Regions from separate parts of the Homo sapiens genome. Here region 1 is linked to region 2. A link is a contact called in ENCODE Hi-C data. All regions are on one chromosome and are shown on one strand. The core of a region is the stretch at or near the end of the contact, and the rest is flanking DNA. Distances in the headings are between cores, read along the strand shown. Region 1 holds the start of P2RY8 (P2Y receptor family member 8). Region 2 has its middle 19 kb from the start of CSF2RA.

Region 1 (2,700 bases), core at 14-2,513, 290 kb before region 2:
TCACTCTGTTACCCAGGCTGGAGTGCAATGGCCTGATCTTGGCTCACTGCAACCTCCAGCTCCCGGGTTCAAGTGATTCTCCTGCCTCAGCCTCCCCAGTAGCTAGGATTACAGGCATCCACCACCATGCCCAGCTAATTTTTGTATTTTTAGTAGGGACGGGATTTCGCTATGTTGGCCAGGCTGGTCTCGAACTCCTGACCTCAAGTGATCCACCCGCCTTGGCCTCCCAAAGTGCTGGGATTATAGGCGTGAGCCAGCAGGCCTGGTCTTTTTGTTTGTTTGTTTGTTTTTTGGGACAGTCTCACTGTCACCCAGACTGGAGTGCAATGGCCTGATCTTGGCTCACTGCAACCTCCACCTCCCAGGTTCAAGTGATTCTCCTGCCTCAGCCTCCCCAGTAGCTGGGACTACAGGTGTCCACCACCACACCCAGCTAATTTTTGTGTTTTTAGTAGGGACGGGATTTCGCCATGTTGGCCAGGCTGGTCTCAAACTCCTGACCTGAAGTGATCCACCCGCCTTGGCCTCCCAAAGTGCTGGGACTACAGGCGTGAGCCACCACACCCAGCCTGGCTTGAGGGATTGATTCTACCATGTCTTTTCCCTGAGCAGTGGTTCAATATTCATTCATTCTTTCTCAGTGACAGATCCTTCCCTCTCAACCTCCTCCCACGAGTGACAAGAACCAACCGTTGCTCCTCACAAGCAAGGATACCAGAGCTCGGAAACCTGGTTCTCATTCCTGAAACTGGCCGATCCCCCATGGGATGTTGAGGATATGAGCCTGCAGCGCCCGTGACCAACTGTGAGAGCCGGAATGATCAGTGCCCAAGGTCTGTTCGCTTGTCACAGTCTGGCTGTGTACCAAGAGATGTCGCAATGAGCACAGCTTTAGAGTCTAAAAGGAAACGTGTTCTGTTCTTTCTTTGTTTTGTTTTGTTATTTCAGAAGAAACAGGAATCGGTTCTGGAGCATGCCACGGCTCTTCACTGCTGGTTACAAAATTTAGAAAAATCATTCTCCCTCTTTTCCTCACTCTCAGGGTTCTCTTAAGAGTAGGGCCCCCTGCGAGCCAGTGATAGGGAGGTGGGCGGTTAACGGTGCTGCCCAGAGACACAGCGACGTTACTCCAGTGGGCTCAGCCCTGCACATGAGTGTTCAGACAGTTACAGAGGAAATGTCACAACACACTTCCTTTCCACCTAAGCCTGAGTCGCAACCGTGGTGGTGCGCTGGGAGGTGGAGTTTGCAGAATTTGCATTCGGAGACAGTCGTGCCAGCCGGTGGGCCACCCAGCGAAGCGGCCGCCTTTGCAAGGTTGCTGGACAGATGGAACTGGAAGGGCAGCCGTCTGCCGCCCACGAACACCTTCTCAAGCACTTTGAGTGACCACGGCTTGCAAGCTGGTGGCTGGCCCCCCGAGTCCCGGGCTCTGAGGCACGGCCGTCGACTTAAGCGTTGCATCCTGTTACCTGGAGACCCTCTGAGCTCTCACCTGCTACTTCTGCCGCTGCTTCTGCACAGGTGAGCCGCCGAGCTGGACTTTTATGCTTGTCCTGCACTGTCAAGGGAGAAGACAGGGTCGCTGGGAGGGTCCGTGTACGGTGAGAACATGGGGGAAGACGGTGCAAACTCCATGAGGCGTGTTCTCCTCACGCTAGAGCAGACCAGGAGTGCAAATTTCCTGGGAGGAAGACTTTGCACAGCCGCTTCGTCACTTAGGGGAGAAATGCTCAAATTTTCCAGGGCTGCAAGCCACCCTTCCTTTAATAACTCATTCCATGAACTTTCAGAGGCCGAGGTGGGCGGATCACGAGGTCAGGAGTTCGAGACCATCCTGGCTAACACGGTGAAACCCCGTCTCTACTAAAAATACAAAAATTAGCCAGGCGTGGTGGCAGGTGCCTGTAATCCCAGCACTTTGGGGGACCGAGGTGGGTGGATCATCTGAGGTCAGGAGTTCGAGACCATCCTGGCTAACACGGTGAAACCCCGTCTCTACTAAAAATACAAAAATTAGCTGGGCTTGGTGGTGGGCGCCTGCGGTCCCAGCTACTCGGGAGGCTGAGGCAGGAGAATGGCATGATCCCTGGAGGTGGAGCTTGCAGTGAGCAGAGATCACGCCACTGCACTCCAGCCTGGGCGACAGAGCGAGACTCTGTTTAGAAAAAAAAAAACAAAAAAAAACTCATTCCATGAAATGCGCCTCTCTTGAGGTTAACCTTAGAGAGGGTAAGCAGCTGCGGCTGCTGCACGTAACCCATTTACGCCTGAGATTGCAGTTTTTTCAATGTTTGCAATGAGACCTTGGCGATGACCTTGAGCCGTGGGATATAAATAACTCCCAAATGCTTAGCGTTCCAATAATGGAAGAGTAAGCATAAATTAAACGGGTTTTAAAGCCCTATGGGTGCCTGGATGAGCACGGTGGCCCCTCGTCACCCCCTCGGTGCCAGGGAGACCCCAGACCCGGGTCTCACGGCCACCTCAGACCTCATTTGTACAGGTCCGCTTAGAAACCCCAATTCCTTGGGTCTTGTCAGATCTGTCCCCTAAAAAGCTGAGAAAAGGCAGAGGGAGCTGCTCTGGGAATTTCAGGCCACACACAACAAGGCCTGCTGTGGCGCTTTAGGTCCCATTTCTATAAAGGGGAACCATGGTCACGTGGCTCTGTTCCCAAAAAGAAAAGGGTTTGTG
Region 2 (2,700 bases), core at 162-2,661:
CTATCATCTAAGTTTTATCTATCTATATGTTTATCATCTATCACCTACTATCTATCGTATCTATAATGATCACTTATATCAATTAATCTTCTATTCCATCTATTATCTATGTCTCTCTTTGTATCTACTCTCTCTATATCTATATAGATATCTATCTATATAGATATGTATCACCTATCATAATCATTTATTGTATCTATCATCTAAGTTTTATCTATCTATATGTCTACCATCTGTCTATCACCTACCATCTATCATATTGATAATGATCACTTATTATATCAATCGATCTTCTATTCCATCTATTATTTATGTGTCTTTCTATTTACTCCCTCTATATATCTATATAGATATCTATGTATCTATCACCTATCATAATCATTTGTTATATCTATCATCTAAGTTTTATCTATCTATTGATCTATCTATCATCTGTCTACCTATCACCTATCATCTATCATATCTGTAATGATCACTCATTATATCGGTCCATCTTCTCTTCCATCTATTATCTGTCTATCTGTCTATCTATCTTTCTATCTACTCCATCTATCTATCTATCTATCTATCTATCTATCTATCTATCTATCTATCTAGCTATCTATCTAGCTATCATCTATCTATGTATCATCTATCTATAACAGTGGTTCACAGGCCAGGGAGAATTCTACCCCCAGGGGAAACTTGGCAATGTCTAGAGACAATCACAAGAGAATGACAATCTGTGGACACCCTTGGTGTCAGTCCTGGGAAGTTTGCTCCTGGCCCCCGGTGTGTGGATCCCAGGACGGCTGCTCAACACCCACCAGTGCCCAGGACAGCCCCACCACAGAGAATCCTCCCGCTCCCAATGTCAGCAGTGCCGAGGTTGAGAATGCCCCATCCTGCATGTTGGGGACAATATCAGTTTGCTTTTCCCTTTTCTTTTTTTTCTTGAGATGGAGTCTCGCTCTGTCATCCAAGCTGGAGGGCAGTGGTGCGATCTCGGCTCACTGCAACTTCCGCCTCCCGGGTTCAAGCGATTCTCCTGCCTCAGCCTCCTCAGTAGCTGGGATTACAGGCACCCACCGCCATGCCCGGCTAATTTTTGTATTTTTAGTAGAGAAGGGGTTTCACTGTGTTGGCCAGGCTGGTCTCGAACTCATGACCTCGTGATCAGCCCACCTCAGCCTTAAAGTGCTGGGATGACAGGAGTGAGCCACCGTGCCAGCCTCAGTTTGTTTTTCTGCTGATACTGGCTCACTTTCCCTGTGGCCACACATTCTTCTGTCCACAGACCATCCCTCCAGCCACAGAAGGGAGGAGGGTGTGACCCCAACCCCTTATCTAGCAACAGAAGGAGCTGTGGTAGGGCAGCTCCTCAGAAGCCGGAAATCTGCAAGCTCTCGGGGGAGGGTGGAGCCCAGCGCGTTGTAACATCTCTTTTTCCCCGAAGAGGAAGCACAGACTATCAGGCCTGTTTCCAAATCTCAACTTCCTGACCCGGCTTACCTTCAGGCTTTAACAAGCTCCCAGCCTCCTCCTAGCTGGCTCTGGCTAAAGCTGGAGTCCAGGAACCTCAAATAGCCTAGAGGCTCTCTCCAGGGCTTGAGTAGCACCAGGAAGGGCCACGTGGTCTGCGCTGGACAGAGACCTTCCTGGGGTGCAACGTGACACTTCCTGCCCCAGAGGCAGCTCCAGCAGAAACAGCTGCAGGCATCCCCAGCAATCCTCATCCCAAGCTCCTTCCACAGCTCACAGCGTCCGTGATGCGGGATCAACACAACCTGCTGGCTATATTTGAGGCTTGCCAGATAGCCTGGCTCCTGCATTCTTGCCTCGGGATTCCCGTTGTGATCTGCTTTTTCCAGTCCTTTCTGGGACCCCTTTCATTGCTGACAGCCGCTGGGGGCTGAACCGGCCAGGGCTGAATCTGCAGACGTGTCCAAGGCGCGTCCCAGAGCAAGGGCTTGGTGGGGGGGGGGGTCAGGGACCCGGGGCCTGTCGTTTAATGAGCTCTCACGGACACTTTAAGCCCATTTATGCCGGAGGTTGCAAGTTTTTTTGGTGTAAAAAACCAGATCTTGGCGATGACCTTCAGCCTTCAGACAAGCTTAGCGTTCCAATAATGGAACGCTAGGCATACACGGGTTCCTCATGAGCTCTCCCCCCAGGAAAACCCGAAGGCTCAGGGGCGGCCTTTCTGCAGCTGAGGACACGCAGAGGCAGAAGACGGGAGACGCGCCTCGATCGCGGCCCCAAAGTATATACGTTGAGTTCCAAACGCCTCTGGTCTCCGGGAATGACGCCTCGTTTGGAATTAAGGCCCTTGCAGATGTAATTAGTTAAAAGAAAGGCGCCGGGGCCCAGCCGTTAATTCAGTACCGCCCGCGTGGAAATCCGAGCCTGGCTGCGCCTTTGGAATTCCAGGGGTGGGGGAGGGATTCCAGGGGTGGGGGAGGGATTCCTTTAACCCTTTCTTCTCCGGATCGCTAGTAACGAATCAAGCACCCAGGACAGTGAACCCTGCCAGAAACAAGAAGCAGAAAAGTGACAGCTGTGACTAACCCTGGAATCCCTCCCCTCCACCTCCACAAGAAAAGTCCGGGGTTTTCCGGCACCCCTCAACTCAAGGGGTGGGTAGTACAGGCTGTCTCCTCTCCTCTCCTCTCGTCTCCTCTCCTCTCCCCTCCTCTCGTCTAGTCTCCCCTCCCCTCCCCT

What was found. Hi-C counts contacts between places; a loop is a spot of excess contacts on that map. Pooled maps may share reads with other maps.
Region 1: a map of CD8-positive, alpha-beta T cell shows a loop between it and region 2 (9-fold over the local background). The contact joins the promoter of P2RY8 here to the enhancer-like site in region 2. A Hi-C loop is called at or near these places in 5 of 168 maps with a recorded cell type or tissue (B cell, CD4-positive, alpha-beta memory T cell, CD8-positive, alpha-beta T cell and 1 more), 18 of 37 single-sample maps with no recorded cell type and 16 of 50 pooled maps.

What each region holds. Positions count from the first base shown.
Region 1 is chrX:1,535,748-1,538,447 of GRCh38, reverse strand. P2RY8 (P2Y receptor family member 8) reads left to right here and starts at 1,263. Exons shown (of 2, transcript NM_178129.5): 1 at 1,263-1,527.
Region 2 is chrX:1,248,407-1,251,106 of GRCh38, reverse strand. No RefSeq gene overlaps it. Among named protein-coding and RNA genes, the nearest start is that of CSF2RA, 19 kb to the left of the region's middle. RefSeq lists enhancers at 2,067-2,576, 2,078-2,594. Within about 2 kb of position 1,411, at least 22 of the 41 ENCODE cell types and tissues checked have a DNase peak (open chromatin) inside an H3K27ac peak, as active enhancers do; they include B cell and CD8-positive, alpha-beta T cell, where a contact is called at or near this core.